Linked DNA regions of Homo sapiens: region 1 is linked to region 2. A link is an interaction called in ENCODE POLR2A ChIA-PET data of the cell type or tissue named here. Cell type or tissue: A673. All regions are shown on one strand.

The links. ChIA-PET counts read pairs that join two places held together with the same protein. Peaks named below come from ENCODE experiments on the same cell type or tissue, not always from the same donor. Only the 100,000 strongest peaks of a DNase experiment are listed, where the experiment ranks them.
Region 1: POLR2A ChIA-PET joins it to region 2 with 12 read pairs; 3 of 35 experiments call an interaction of 5 or more read pairs at or near these places.

Annotation. Positions count from the first base shown.
Region 1 is chr1:23,895,703-23,903,702 of GRCh38, forward strand. All of the region lies in intron 1 of CNR2 (cannabinoid receptor 2), which reads right to left. It also overlaps the pseudogene BTBD6P1. Among named protein-coding and RNA genes, the nearest start is that of CNR2, 14 kb to the right of the region's middle. RefSeq lists enhancers at 1,396-1,455, 1,506-1,635. In A673, no CTCF peak of the experiment used is centred here; a DNase peak (open chromatin) is centred at 4,569; H3K27ac peaks cover 266 bases.
Region 2 is chr1:24,448,501-24,456,500 of GRCh38, forward strand. NIPAL3 (NIPA like domain containing 3) reads left to right here. Exons shown (of 12, transcript NM_020448.5): 6 at 981-1,126; 7 at 4,908-5,004; 8 at 7,638-7,773. Among named protein-coding and RNA genes, the nearest start is that of NIPAL3, 37 kb to the left of the region's middle. RefSeq lists an enhancer at 7,313-7,825. In A673, no CTCF peak of the experiment used is centred here; no DNase peak of the experiment used is centred here.

The DNA of each region.
Region 1 (8,000 bases), 550 kb before region 2:
TCATATTGGCCAGGATGGTCTTGATCTCTTGACCTCTTGATCCGCCCTCCTCGGCCTCCCAAAGTGCTGGGATTACAGCGTGAGCCACCGTGCCCGGCCAGGACTTAAGTCCTTGTGTCATGACAAGGTCAGATTGGTAAAGAGGCAGGATGGAATGCATGACTCTGCATAGGGTGAGGGGCCCTGATACCACGCACAATCTTTTGTCTTTATTTCCAGGGGCAAATCCCATCTATTTTCTCTCTCTTTTTGACTTTTATTTTTCTGACCATTTTTTCTCAGTAATGCCTTCATTGCTACCATTAGCTGGCCTTGAGTTATTGTTATTATTATTTACTTTTTGTAGAGATGGGGTCTCACTATATCACCCAGGCTTGTCTCAAACTCCTGGCCTTAAGTGATCCTCCCGCCTTGGTCTCCCAAAGTTCATGCTCAGATTACGGGCATGAGCCACCACACCCTGCCAGGCCCTAGACTTTAGTCCTTTCCCCACCTTACTGGTGGAGTCTGGACCTTCTCACCGACAAGGATTTACCCATCAGGCTGTTGGGCTTTGGAGTCAGATAGCACTGAGTTCCGATCTTGGCTCTGCCAAGTACTATTAGCTTTTTGTTCTCAAGTAAAGACACTCACTTCATTCATCTCTTTCATTCAGTTCCCTCATCCATAAAACAGGAGTAACAAGTAGTACTTGTCTCATCAGTGGTGGGGAGGCATGAAGACTAACTGAGTTAGCTCAGGCCTAATACAGTGCCTGCCACACACTAAGCCCTCCATGAATGGCAGCTTATATAGATGCTATATATGTGAACACATTAGAGCTTTCTCCTCACTTTCTCAAGTTCTTTGCTAGTTGGTAACCAATGAGAGTGACGATGTCATCTCTATTGTGCCCTTGGGCTGGTAGGAGGAGTGTCAAAGAGGGAGATGAGAGGCAGGAGGGAAGGGTGGGACAGGAAAGCAGAGGGGGAAGACCCTGTCTCCACTCAAGACTTTTAGAGATGAAAGAACAGGAAGCTGAGATTGTGCCAGGGAGCACCTGCTAGCTTGCCGTCATGACGAGAGCCCTGGATTAAGGAGATAGGAAGGATGCTGGTTCCAGTCCCAGGTGGAACTGATGGCTGTGTAACCTCAGGCACAATAGCCTCCTTCTCAGTAGGTCCATCTGCACCAGGAGTGTTTTTTTTTTTTTTTCTTCTAGAGTCTTGCTCTGTCACCTAGGCTGGAGGCTGGAATACAGTGGCGAGATCTCAGCTCACTGCAGCTGCCTCCTTCCAGCTTCAAGCAATTTTCCTGCCTCAGCCTCCCAAATAGCTGGGATGACAGGTGCCTGCCACCATTTTTCTATTTTTAGTAGAGATGGGGTTTCACTATTTTGGCCAGGCTGGTTTTGAACTCCTGACCTCAGGTGATCCACCCGCCTCAGCCTCCCAAAGTGCTGGAATTACAGGTGTGAGCCACTGCACCCTGCCAGGAGTGGTTTTTTGATGAGATCTCAAAAGGTCCTTCAAACATGGCAGTTATGCAATTAATCACATGGGGCAGAAAACAGGGGTGTTGTCAGATTGCAAAAGAGCTGGCGAGAGAAAGGCAGATCACGAAAGCCTGGGGCAGAAGTTCTCAAACTTCGTGGTCTCAGCGACCCTTTACCGTCTTAAAAGTTACCTTGGCAATAAATAGCTTTTGTTGATGTAGGTTACACCTATTAGTACTTGCTGTATTAGAGACTAAAACTGAGAACTTAAAAAAAATTAATAATCCTATTGCATGTTAATAGAATTTTTTTTTTTGAGACCGAGTCTCAGTCTGTCACCCAAGCTGGAGTGCAGTGGTGCGATCTCGGTTCAATGCAAACTCTGCCTCCCGGTTTCAAGCAATTCTTCCACCTCAGCCTCCTGAGTAGCTGGGACCACCACACCTGGCTAATTTTTGTGTTTTTAGTAGAGACAGGGTTTCACTATGTTGGCCAGGCTGGTCTTGAACTCCTGACCTTGTGATCCACCCGCCTTAGCCTCCCAAAGTGCTGGGATTACAGGCATGAGCCACCACGCCCGCCCTGAAGTAACATATTTTTAAATGAAAATAACTTTTTGTGGCAAATCTCTTTAATTGTCTGGTTTATGAGAAGGCAGCTGGATTCTTATCTCTGCTTCAGCATGCAAACTGTTGCAATATGTTGTTGTGGTTTAACTATGTGAAGAAAATAAATTTGCCACTCTCTCCTGAGTGCTTCCTTTGTGGCAGGCACTGTGAAAGGCCTTTTACAAGCACTGTGTCCTTTTCTGTTGTTGTTCAAATCCATACTATATATTTATTTTTATTTTTATTTTTTGTTTGTTTTTGAGATGGAGTCTCACTCTGTCACCCAGGCTGGAGTGCAGTGGTGCGATCTTGGCTCACTGCAAGCTCCGCCTCCTGGGTTCACGCCATTCTCCTGCCTCAGCCTCCCAAGTAGCTGGGACTACAGGCACCCGCCACCATGCCTAGCTATTTTTTTATTATTTTTTTGTATTTTTAGTAGACACAGGGTTTCACCATGTTAGCCAGGATGGTCTTGATCTCCTGACCTTGTGATCCGCCCGCCTCAGCCTCCCAAAGTGCTGGGATTACAGGCGTGAGCCACCGCGCCCGGCTTTTTTTTTTTTTTTTTTTTTTTTGAGATGGAGTCTTGTTCTGTTGCCCAGGCTGGAGTGCAGTGGTATGATCTCAGCTCACTGCAAGCTCCGCCTTCCAGGTTCACACCATTCTCCTGCCTCAGCCTCCCAAGCAGCTGGGACTACAGGCGCCCACCACCACGCCCGGCTAATTTTTTGCATTTTTAGTAGAGACGGGGTTTCACCGAGTTAACCAGGATGGTCTCGATCCCCTGACCTTGTGATCCGCCTGCCTCAGCCTCCCAAAGTGCTGGGATTCAGGCTTGAGCCACCACGCCTGGCCAATTTTTTTTTTTTTTTTTTTTTTTTTTTTTGAGACAAAGTCTCACTCTGCTGCCCAGGCTGGAGTGCAGTGGCACGATCTTGGCTCACTGCAAGCTCCGCCTCCCAGGTTCAAGTGATTTTCCTGCCTCAGCCTCCTGAGTAGCTGGGATTACAGATGTGCACCACCATGCCCAGCTAATTTTTGTATTTTTAGTAGAGACGGGGTTTCACCATGTTGGCCAGGCTGGTCTCCAACTCCTGACCTCAGGTGATCCAACCACCTCCACCTACCAAAGTGCTGGGATAACAGGCGTGAGCCACCACACCTGGCCCGTACTATATATTATTTTTAAATGTTTTCATTCTATTTTTGATGGACAAATAATAATTGTATATATTTATGGAATACAATGTGATATTATGATACACGTATCAAAATTGCTAAAAGAGTAGATTTTAAATGTTACCACAAAGAAATGCGCTGTCTCCTTTATCCTCCAAACTGCCCTTGGAGATAGACTGTCTCATTTTCACGATCTTATCTATGAGGAACCAGAGGCTCAGCTAGACTGGATTTGCCGAGGTCACAAAGTTTGTAAATGGCAGAGTCAGAATTCAGACTCATATATCTGGTGCCAGACCCTGACCACAGAAGTTGGGCAGCCTAGATGTGAAACCACCTTTGCAAAATTATGACTGAGACTGTGAAAGAGATCTAACTTAACTGACTCCATCTTGCTTCTAACCTCCAAGGTGTCCTTGTTCATTCCTGGGCTGAACTAACTTTGGGAGAAACTTAGTTTAAAACTAAGACAATAACAGCCCTTTCCCAAAGTACACCTCCTTCTTGGCTGGGGACTAGATTGCCTTTGTAGGACTAATATTAGGCACAAGATTAGAAATTATGGTTTAGGGTCTGGTGTGGTAGTTCACGCCTGTAATCCCAGCACTTTGGGAGGCTGAGGCGGGTGGATCACTTGCGGTCAGGAGGTAAGACCAGCCTGGCCAACATGCTGAAACTCCGCCTCCACTAAAAATACAAAAGTTAGCCAGGTGTGGTGGTGCATGCTGTAATACCAGCTACTCGAGAGGGGGAGGCAGAAGAATCACTTGAACCTGGAAGGTGGAGGGTGCAGTGAGCTGAGATTGCGTCACTGCACTCCAGCCTGGGCGACAGAGGGGTCTCTGTCAGAAAGAAAGAAAGAAAAGAAAAAAAAGAAAGAAAAGAAAGAAAGAGGGAAGGAAGGAAAGAGAGAGAGAGAAAGAAAGAAAGAGAAAGAAAGAAAGAGAAAGAAAGAAAGAGAAAGAAAGAGAAAGAAAGGAAAGAGAAAGAAAGGAAAGAAAGAAAGAAAGGAAAGAAAGAAAGAAAAGAAAGAAAGAAAGGAAGGAAGGTTTAGGAGTCATGCAGCTGGAGGCTACAAGATTCTGACCCTCCCTAAACTGCTCCTGCGATCAGTGCTTGAGATACTTTGCAGACCCTGCACTTGATGGATCAGCTGGCACCACCCAAATCCATAAACTGGCTCATGTGATCTTGTGGCCCCCACCCAGGAACTGACTCAGCGCAAGAGGACAGCTTCGACCCCCTGTGATTTCATCCCTGGCCAATCAGCACTCCTGGCTCACTGGCTCCCCGCAACCAAACAAACTGTCCTTAAAAACTCTGATCCTTGAATGCTGGTGGAGACTGATTTGAGTAATAATAAAATTCCGGTCTCCCGCACAGCCAGCTCTGCATAAATTACTCTTTCTCTATTGCAATTCTCCTGTCTTGATGAATCGGCTCTGTCTAGGCGGCAGGCAAGGTGAACCCCTAGAGGCTTATAGACGGAGGGGCATGGGGTCTCTCTTATACTTCTGGGCAACCATCTCTTCCCTGATCTCTTTTTTTTTTTTTTTTTTTTTGAGACAGTTTCACTCTTGTTGCCCAGGCTAGGGTGCAATGGTGCAATCTCGGCTCACTGAAACCTCCGCCTCCCAGGTTCAAGCAATTCTCTTGCCTCAGCCTCCCAAGTAGCTGGGATTACAGGCATGTGCCACCACGCCTGGCCAAGTTTGTATTTTTAGTAGAAATGGGGTTTCTCCATGTTGATCAGGCTGGTCTTGAACTCCCAACCTCAGGTGAACCGCCCGCCTTGGCCTCCCAAAGTGCTGAGATTACAGGCATGTGCCACCGTGCCTGGCCTCCCTAATCTCATTTTTATCCTTCCCACCTTGGACCATTTTACCGAGCCACGTTTCCAGCTACCAACCAAATTGTCCTTAAAATCTCTGATCCTCGAATGCTGGGGGAGACTGATTTGAGTAATAGGACACTAGAATGGTCGCTCCAAGGGAGTTAAGGCTTATTATTTGTTTTGTTCACTCCCGTATCTTAAGTGCACCTGCCTCACCCATGGTCACTGCTCAGTAACTCTTTCTTTTTTTAATTGTAGGCAACCTTTATTACAGAAGTCCCTTATTTTAAGTGACTTTTTGCCGATTTTAGATTTGAAGGGAAGGTCTACAGTTAAGCTTGGAACCACTTAGTATCCAAGAGGGTGGCAGGAACATGCAACCCCTCAAAGCAGGTGGCATGGGTGCCATTGGGAGGGGATCTGGGGCCTGTCTTGTGCCCTAAATCTTCCTCCACCTGAGACGTGCACCCCAGTGTACCAGAGATGCCTAAGACTCCAATCCCCCAGCTCTGGCTGTGTGGAAAAGGTGCCTACTTCACAGAATCAAGCTTCAGTTGACTACATGCCAAAGAGAGACAAGGTTAAGTGTGGCCTTTCATGGTGTCAAGAAGCAGTTAGTGTCCTGATTTCCCCTCCATCCACTCGCCGACCTGCTGCAGCCTCCCCGGGCACCTCAGGCATAGAAGATGAGCTCAGGGATCTGCCCACCCTGGACCCCAGTCCCGTTGGTGCTGTCCGAGGAGCACTGGAACTGGAAGGCCACCTTTCTGCACTGCACTTGCGTCATCCCCTCCTGCCCAAAGTAGCTGAGGTTGCTGCCGTCCAGAACAGCACTGGCCATGTAGAAGGTGTCTTGTTCAACCTGGACCGGGTGTTCAAACCAGACCGGGAAGGTGTTACTGGATCTGTCCGACATGAATTTGGTCAGATTCTGAGCCAGAACTACCCCAAGCCTCTTGAGCTCAATCTTCACGCTGTACTCAGCCTTCCCAGAGCTGGACCCACACAGGCCTAGCCCCGCAATAAATACCCTTCTGTCCACTGCAAACTGGATGCTGTCGCAGCGCCCGCAGTACTGGCATTGGTTGCTGCGGTAGGCAGAAGACTGGAATAGGTGGCACCTCTGCGGGGTGAGGCCCTTCCTCTTGATCAGGGGGAAGTCCAGGCGGGGCTTGTTGGTGGCCGTGTACCACAGGAAGATGGTGTGGGTCTCCTCCAGAGTCAGGATGTCTGGATGTCTGACTGGGCAGCGCCGTTGGCAAACTCCTCTAGGGTCATGGTTGGAATTCGGATCAGATAGAGGGCTCGCCCCAAAACATGCCTCTTGTTTCGTGGGGTGACTGGCAGCCCCTGCCTCTTGCACTCTGCCTTGGCCCAGTTCAGGACGGCCTTGAAGACCACCGCCTCCTGGTGTTGAGGGCCTCCCGAGTGACAATGATCTCCAACGTCTGCCGGTCCATCTCACAGAAGCCTTGGGACCGCAGGGCCATCTCGGCCTGTGCGTCGATGACCTCCCAGCAGCGCTGGGTCAGGTCGGGCTCCTCAAACAGCCGGCTCTGGGACAGCAGGACGCAGGCGTTCTTGGCTTTCAGACTTGTCCCCAGAAAGTTGACGCAGGCTTTTGCCAATGCTGGGACGATGTACTTCTTAGCAGCCTACAGAGTGGCCAGCACCGTATCCGCTTCCAGATCGATCTCATCACTGTACACGTACTTTAATAGGATCAGAAAGGCTGCGGGCTCCACGTCTGGAATGTGAATTTCAGATTTGACTTCCGCCAGGTCCCAGTAGAACATGGCATAGAAGACGGAGCTGCAGACAGCCAGGACGTACTTGTGGGCGGGCACCGTCCTGGTCGCCCCCGGGGGTCCCACGACAAAGTGCACGTCGGCCACGAGCTCGTTGTTGAACATGAGCGCGTTCCTCTCGCGCAGCGTGGGGGACCGCGCCATTTGGGGCTCTCCGGGTGGTTGTTGCCAAGTGTGGGCTGCGCGGGCGCGGGCGCGGGGGCGCGGTGCAGGCTGCGCTGCCCGGCCTTCCTGCCCACGGCGGCGCCGGCGTTGCTGTGGGCTAGGACCGCGGCCGCGGCGCTGGCGGGGACGTAGAGCTCCGCCGCCATCCTCGAGGGCGGGGCGTCGGGGGCAGCCTCGGAGCCTGTGGACCCCCGCCCCGCGCCCTCGCGCCGCGCCGGGGCCTCGGGAGCGGCTCTGCAAGCAAAAGCAGGGAGGTCGGGCGCTGAGCGACGCGGCGGTGATGGCAGGCCAGGGGCAGCACCATTCATGGGCGGCGGCGGCGGCGGCGCTGCGACCCGCGGGGCTGCCACCCGTGCCCCTACCACCCCCGCCCCTGCGATCCTGCCAGAGCCTAGCCTAGCGCAGCCGGGCCAGGCCTGGCCGCAGCAATAACTGCTTTTTAATGGATTGGTTGGAGGTATTCTCTCTGACACATGCCAGCATCCTCAAGGAGGGTAACCTGCTTTCTAATTTTCAAAGTGAGGCCGGGTGCAGTGATTCACACCTGTAATCCCAGCAATTTGGGAGGCTGAGGTGGGAGGAGCGGTTGGGCCCAGGAGTTCAAGACAAGCCTGGGCAACATAGGAAGACCCCGCCTCTACAAATAAAAAAAAATTAGCCAGGGGTAGTGGTTCATGCCTGTGGTCCCAGGCACTTGGGAGGCTGAGGTGGGAGGACCACTTGAGCCCAGGTGGTTGAAGCTACAGCTAGCCGTGATGTGCCACTGCACTCCAGCCTGGGTGACAGAGTGAGACCCCAGGCTTTGTCAAAAAAAAAAAAAAAAGCATTTCTTTTTAACGTGCGTCAGTAAGAAGGGCATGCCTAGGTTAACATATCAAAAGTGCTCCTCATAGTATCTGTGAAACAGCCTTGCAGAACCTAACCTGCCAGGC
Region 2 (8,000 bases):
TAAAAGGTACGTGTTGAGCTCTGAAGGTTTGCCTTTATGTTTTATTTTATTTGTTTTTTTAGTTTGCCCATAAAGTGATTTTAGCTTTAAAATGTTACCTGTAAAATGCACATTAAAATCACAGTGCAATACCATCATGGCTAAAATGAAAAAGACAAAATGTAAGTGTTGACAAGAATGTAACTAGAACTGTCTTACTCTACTGGTGGGAGTGTAAATTGGTACAGCCACTGGGGAAAAACATTTGACACTAACTACCAAACTGAACATCCACATATCCTATGGAGGAATTCCACCTCTCATTTTATACTCAACAGAAATGCATACATGTGTTTCTCAAATGACATGTACGAGAATGTTCACAGCAACATTATTTTTTATAACTCCAGGCTGGAGACTCCTCAAAAGCCCCCCAGCAGTAGAATGGATAAATTGTGTTGTATTCACACAGTGGACCACTGTACACAGTGAGAACGAATGAACTGCCACTGTGCCCCACAACGCAGACGAATCTCAGAAACATCATGCTGAGTCAAAAGAGATCACACCGTATGGGTCCATTTGTATAAAGCACAAAGCTAGGCAAAGCCATCAGTGCTGTTACAGGTCAAGATAGTGTAACCCTGAGGGTGGGGTCTAGTAATCAATTTCACAAATGAGAAATTTCAGTATCTGGCTAATGTTCTCTTTCTCCATCTGGGAGCTGGTTTCATGAGTGTGTTCACTTTGGGAGAATTCCTCAAGCACTTTTTGTATGCATGTTATACTTCATTAAAGTTTTTTATTTTTTTACATTAATTGTTTTTTTAACAAAATTAAGGAAAATCATTTATTTTTTAAAGTAAAGAAAAACCAAAAATACAAACAATACCAGGTCATGGTATGTTGCAGGAGAAGCCTGTTTTTTCATGGCTGAGAACGTGTACTGTATCTTGGGCCTGTTGTTGCAATGAGTCCGTGACAGCCTCTCTTCCCCGCAGGGCGCTACGTCTTGTCCTTTGTTGGCTGCGGTTTGGCTGTCGTGGGTACCTACCTGCTGGTGACATTCGCACCCAACAGTCACGAGAAGATGACAGGCGAGAATGTCACCAGGCACCTCGTGAGCTGGCCTTTCCTTTTGTACATGGTAAGAGAAGCCTCCAGTCGTTCCCCCTGAGATGGCAGGAGGGAGATCAAGTCCTAGAAACCAGAAACGTGAATACCCAGCAATAGGGGATTCCGTGAGTTGCGGCACATTTTACCAGCATGAAAGACCGTGCTTCTGGAGAGTACACAGCTCATGGCGAAATGCTTGTTTCATTTATGTAATATCAAAACTCTACTGGTGGGAGTGTAAATTGGTACAGCCACTTGGGAAAAACATTTGACACTAATTACCAAATTGAATATCCACATATCCTATGGAGGAATTCCACCCCTCATTTTATACTCAACAGAAATGCATACATGTGTTTCTCAAATGACATGTATGAGAATGTTCACAGCAACATTATTTTTTATAACTCCAGGCTGGAGACTCCTCAAGTGCCCCCCAGCAGTAGAATGGATAAATTGTGTTGTATTCACACAGTGGATCACTGTACACAATGAGAACGAATGAACTGCCACTGTGCCCCACACAGTAATATCAAAACCATTATGATGTCAGTTTTATTTTTTAGAGGTGTGTATAGGTATGTGGTCATGTAATATACCTAGGAAGGCCTGGATGGGAAAGCAAATTCCATCAGTAGTTGGCTCTGGGAGATAGTGTTATGACTCAGTTCTTATTTCCTCTTCATCTTTATGAATTGTCCAAAATTTCTACAGTAACCATTTCAAACTTTTATGGTAAGGGGAAGAAAAAGTTAAAACTGTAAACCATTTAAGAATGTTATTTTATTTTTTTTCCCAGTATCACACTGCTGATAGAAGCCCAGGAGACACGGGAAATTTTGTCTCCTAACCCCTCCGCCAGAGCTCAGTCCTCTGCCCCAGTTCTATCCCATTTTAAGTCTATAAATCAACTGATTAAGGAAAACATCTAAAGTATGTGATAAAGCTACTGGTACGTTCTTGTTCCATGCCCTGCGCTGTGCTAAACACATTTTTATGTATCATCTCAGATTCTCTTAACCCTGTAAAGTAAATGTTCTTCCCATTTTATGGGTGAGAAAACCAGGGCTCTGAGAGGTTAGCTGACCTGCTCAGAGTTCATAAAAGCAGGGTTGGATTTGAAGGCCGGGCCCACCTGGCCTCAGGTGCCATCTTCCTTCCCCGTGGCCTGCCGACAAAGGTGTTCACTGTTTTCCTCTGACATAAACAGCCTGGTCTCTGATTGAGTCTAGAGGCCCTGGAACATCCTTTTTCCTCAGATTATCCACAAGGCAGAGGATCACTTCCCCTGAAATGGGGGCTGTGTCATTTCCCAACAGGCAGCCAGCCCCAGCATGTAGTTGGTGACAGAGCAAAAGACCGCCTCCTTGGGCAAAGCGTTACCCCAGAACAGGCCTTTCACTCAGAGGATTGAAGCCCAAGACTTCCTAAGTGCTGTGTGGCCTTAGCCAAGTCGCTTTCCTTCTCTGTTTCCCTCTCTGTAAAGTGGCAAGAATCTCTGGACTTAAAATTGCTATTGGGAGATCCAGGAAGTAGCATTTAAGTCACCCAGAAGGTGGTAGATGCTCAGTGAATGATTCTGTTGTCTTACTTCATCATGACTGGGAGGCAGTGCTGCCAGCTGGAGAGATTTGGCCAAACCAAATTCAGTCAATATTTATTGAGCGTCTGCTGTGTGCTAGACACTATGGTTATAAAAAATAAATGAGACATGCCCACAGTACTCACGGACTGTTGGGAGGCACCACATATGCACAGCCATCTCATGATATAATGTCCAGTGCTATTCCAGTGTTCATTTTAGAATCATGGAGAACGGGCCACATGTGGTGGCTCACACCTATAATCTCAGCACTTTGGGAGGCCGAGGTAGGAGGATTGCTTGAGCCCAGGAACTTGAGACCAGTGTGGGCAATGTGGCAAAACCCCGTCTCTATTTGGAAAAAAAAAAGTAAAAATTAGCCAGGTGTGGTGATGCATGCCTGTATTACCAGCTACTAAGGAGGCTAAGGTGGGAGGATAGCTTTGAGCCCTGGAGGTCAAAGCTGCAGTAAGCCATGATCACAGTACTGCACTCCAGCCTGAGTGACACAGTGAGACCCTGTCTCAAAAAAAGAAAAAGAAAAAAAAAATCATGGAGAATGGCTGAAGAATTGGGACCCCTCAAATGCAGGCACAGTGGTTGGGAATGTTGATGATTGACAGCACATCCACTTGATGAAGTATTCTGCAGCAATTAAAGATAATTATGACAACTTCACAAAACATGAAGATTGTTTATGGTAACTAAAAACAGCCCAGTACAAAATCGTGCATTGACTATAATGACAACTCGTTAAAATATGGATTCACTGGAACAAAGACAAAGAAGAAACGGGGAAATGAAAGCAGCTGTGTTTTATGGTCTCTAATTAGAAGGAATGTTTTAAATGTTTCAAAATGCCCATTAATGTTTCTGGGTTTTTTTTATACTAAATCAGCTTTGATAAGGGGTTTGGGATAGGCAAATGAGACTAAGCTGTTGTCAAAGTTTTCTGCTTTAGTTGCACTGGGCGCTAGGGCTGGCTTAACTTCTTGGGAAAGTGTTAGCAAATATCTGGGCTTTTAAGGGGTAGAAAGGAACAGTTGTTGATGCAAGGAGGGGGAGCTTCTCAAACTCGGACTTGCCATCGTCTAGTGGTAAGTTTCTACTGATAGAGCACCAGACAGTGTGGCCTAGCAGGAAAGTGCATGGGCCTGGGAGCCAGACTGTCCAGGTTTAAATTCCTCTGTGCCACGCCATCGTGGTAGTACCTGCTTCGTAGAGTTATTGTGCTGATTTAGTGAGTTTAACGTAGATAAAATGCTTAGAACACTGCCTGGCGTACAAGGAGACGTCATTTAGTGTAAGCTATGATTATGGGCCCATAAAAAGAATTCTTAACCCTACTCCACAGAGGGTTAACTAAGGTTTAGAGAAGTTAAGTGACTTACCCAAGGCCACACGACTAGTTTAGAGGCAGACCTAAGTTCCAGCCCAGGTCTCCCTGACTCCAAAGGCCTTCCTCATTCTACTCTGTGAAGCTTCACACTGGAAGCTTGGCTGGGAGCACAGGGAGTATATACTCATATTCTTTATTTATGTATTTATTTATTTTTTTGAGATGGAGCCTCGCTCTGTCTCCCAGGATGGAGTGCAGTGGCGTGATCTCAGCAATTCTCCTGCCTCAGCCTCCTGAGTAGCTGGGATTATAGGCAGATGCCACCACGCCCAGCTAATTTTTTTTTTTTTTTTTTTTGTATTTTTAGTAGAGACCGGGTTTCACCATGTTGGCCAGGCTGGTCTCGAACTCCTGACTTCAGGTGATCCACCCGCCTTGGCCTCCCAAAGTGCTAGGGTTACAGGTGTGAGCCACCGTGCCTGGCCTCACATTCTTGACCAAATAGGTTGGTGAACAAGTGTCTCCCTCTTGGACCAACCCATTGTTTTAATGGGGATGCCCATGGAGCAGTGGAGTGGGAAGAAACCATCTCAGCCTGATGCATCTTGGCCCTCCAAGAAAGAGTGGATATGAGAGCAGCACGTCACCCTCAAAGCTTCAGCCTCAGGACAACAGGGAATTCCTTCTCAGTACTAGCCAGGGATTAGAGAGATTCACTCTGTGTTTCCCTTTTCCCCTGAACGTCTAACAGTAGTTTGGGAAATGCTGAATCATAGCTCAGTCATTCCCTTTCAACCCTGTGACTCTGGTGATGGCCCAGCCCACCAGGGTCTCCCGGTCTCGCCTACTTCTGTGGTCCCCACTGACCCCCCTGCTTGCTGCCTTCCACAGCTGGTGGAGATCATTCTGTTCTGCTTGCTGCTCTACTTCTACAAGGAGAAGAACGCCAACAACATTGTCGTGATTCTTCTCTTGGTGGCGTTACTTGGTAAGTTGGCATCTGGATGATTGAGTTTTGCCACCACCAAGAAGCACCAAATGGAAATGTGGGTTTTGTTTGCAGAGCTGTAGCCGCTGGGCACAGAAGTTGCTTGAGACTGGCTGAGGTTGTTCTGTCTCCATCAGTGGCTCTGGGGAGCTGGGTCCCTGCTGACCGGAGGCAAACTCCTGTGCTCCAGGAGCCTCCAATCTAAAGGGAGAAAATAGCACTAAACAACTAGCCAAATTCATAGGTCATGTAAGTTTGGGCAATAACAATTCCAATGAGGAAGAATAAAGTAGAGTGAGGATGAGGTGAGTTAGTTTGTTTCAGAGACGGTAGTAGTAGAGCATGCCCCAGCGATTGAGCCCTGAAAAGATCCATGCAAAACCTATCAGAGCTTAGGGATTCATTCTGATTCAAAGGTAAAACTAGATTTTGTCATCTATTTTTTCTTTTCCTTTTAGAGGGATGGGTGCTGTGGAAGAGATAGCTCCTGAATCAGCTTGAGGCTAGAACTGCATATTAATTTTTCCTTTTTTTTTTTTTTTGAGACAGTCTTGCTCTGTCACCCAGGCTGGAGTGCAGTGGTACAATCTTAGCTCTCTGCAGCCTTGACCTCCTGGCCTCAAGTGATCCCCCTGCCTCGGCCTCCCAAAGTGCCAGGATTACAGGCATGAGGCCCTGTACCTGGCTAGAACTGCATATAATTTTATAGCTAAATAGAGCTGTGGGGAATCCATCCTTCCTGAGGAGAAGCAGACAGAGGCGGAGGAGCAGGCTGGTGTCAGGGCTGGTGAAGCCTGCTACCGCGCTGCTCTTGAGTGGCCTCAGGCTAATGACCCTCCCTCCTTAAGCCACGCTGTCCACTTCTCTAAAGGGGGGGCCTATGAGAACATCCAAGTCACGGAAGGGAGTGGGGGTTAAATGAGATGTGCACAGGTGGCTAATATGTGCATTTTTCTTCCAACCTTCCTACTGTGTGCCCTACCACCGCCACAAGCCATCAACCAAATAGATACCTGTCACCGAAGACAGGGTTTCCTTAATTTTTTAACAGCTCTGTTGAGATATAATTTACATACCATAAAGTTCACCTGTTTAAAGTATACAATTCAGTGGTTTTTAGTATTTCATAGAGTTGTGAAACCATCATCCTAATCTAATTTTAGAACATTTTGTCACCCCCAAAAGAAACCCTGTGCCCATTAGCAGTCACTCCCTGTTCCCCTTTTCCCAGCCTCAGGCAACCACTAAGCTATCTTCTGTCCCTGTAGATTTGCCTTTTTGAACACCTTCATAAATAAAGTCGTATGCTTTGTGGCCTGATATGACTGGCTTCTTTCACTGAGCATGATGATTCTGAGGTTCACCCACATCATAGCATGAATCAGTCCTTCATTCCTCGGTGACTTTGTTTTCAAAGTGGATGGGAAGGATCACGGCCCTGAAACATCCTCTCCTCTTACGTAGGAAGGCCAGAAGGTTCTGAGGCCATTGGCCAATCCCCTTCTGACTAAGAAGGACTACCTGATGACAAGTGCCTAAGTGGTTGCTGACGTTTGGAAACAGTAGCCTAATGGGTGAGGAGCCCAAGAGACACTGCGTGTTGGGGGTGTTGGCAGGAGAAAGCGAAATAAACCAAAGCTGAAGAATAGGAAAGCAAAGCACAGCAGCAGGGACCGGGGGCTTCACCTGGACCACGCTTGGGGGCTGTCTCTAACTCCTGTTTGGCAGGGCAGTCTGAAAGTCTGCAGTTAGAAGACATTTCTGAACAGTAGGGTGGAGCAAGGGTCTCCACAGGGAGGTGAGCAGGATGCTTCGCTGGGTACACAGAGAGAATATTAGAACTTCAATCATTTTTTCTCTGCCTTTTAAATTATATTCCTGTACAAATTTTATAACATGCCTACCATTTAAGTTCAGGGTCACATGACTTTAATTTGAAAACAGATACACACATATTGGAAATGTTTGCACATATGCACAGGGGTGTGCATTCCAAAACACTGGAGAAATGTTTTTAAAAATACAAGTGACCAGCTGGGCGCGGAGGCTCACGCCTGTAATCCCAGCTATTAGGGAGGCAGAGATGGGAGGGTAGCTTGAGCCCAAGAATTCAAGACCTGCCTGGGCAATATAGCGAGACCCTGTTGTCCACAAAAAGGAAAAAAAAAAATACAACAACAACAAAAAATACAAGTGACTGAGCACTAAAAAACCCAACAATTCCTAAGCTGTTTACCCAACACATGTTTTTCCTGTGGTTGCCATGAGACTGGTAAGTTCGTTGATCCACTCGGATCCTTTTGGCCACAGTGCTGGGCACTCCGGGCCTCAGAGAACTGAACTTACTGCCCATGCTTGGCAGTTTAGAAGTGATGTCTAGGATTACCTTCAGGGGGTTGGCTTTCCTCCCTCCTTTAGGATGTAGTCAGCACAGAGCATGGGAGTCCATGGGAGAGGTGCACACGAGACCCAGTGCAAACGGCGTCTGTCACTGTGCAAACTGCCGGCTTGACTCTGTTCCTGTTCCCTCCCCTCTGTCTCCCCAAGTCCTTTGGGGTTATAGACTGGCTTTCCGGACCTAACTCTCTGCATTTCCCTGAGGCTCCCCATTCGCCCTTGTCTCCCATCTGCAGGCTCCATGACAGTGGTGACAGTCAAGGCCGTGGCTGGGATGCTTGTCTTGTCCATTCAAGGGAACCTGCAGCTTGACTACCCCATCTTCTACGTGATGTTCGTGTGCATGGTGGCAACCGCCGTCTATCAGGCTGCGTGAGTTACAAATCCTTTTCCTGCTGGGCCCTGCCATTCGGGCTGCTTCTCTTTTGGGGGCCTGATGACGTATGCTGTGAAGCCACAAGGAGGCCAGAACATGCCCCAGGGCCTGGCATCCAGCATGGAGAGAGGAGCTGCTAATTTGCTGAGTTGTCACCTGGAGGGACACCTGCCACTCAAAAGACGAAGCCAGGCCAGGCTCAGTGACCCACGCCTGTAATCCC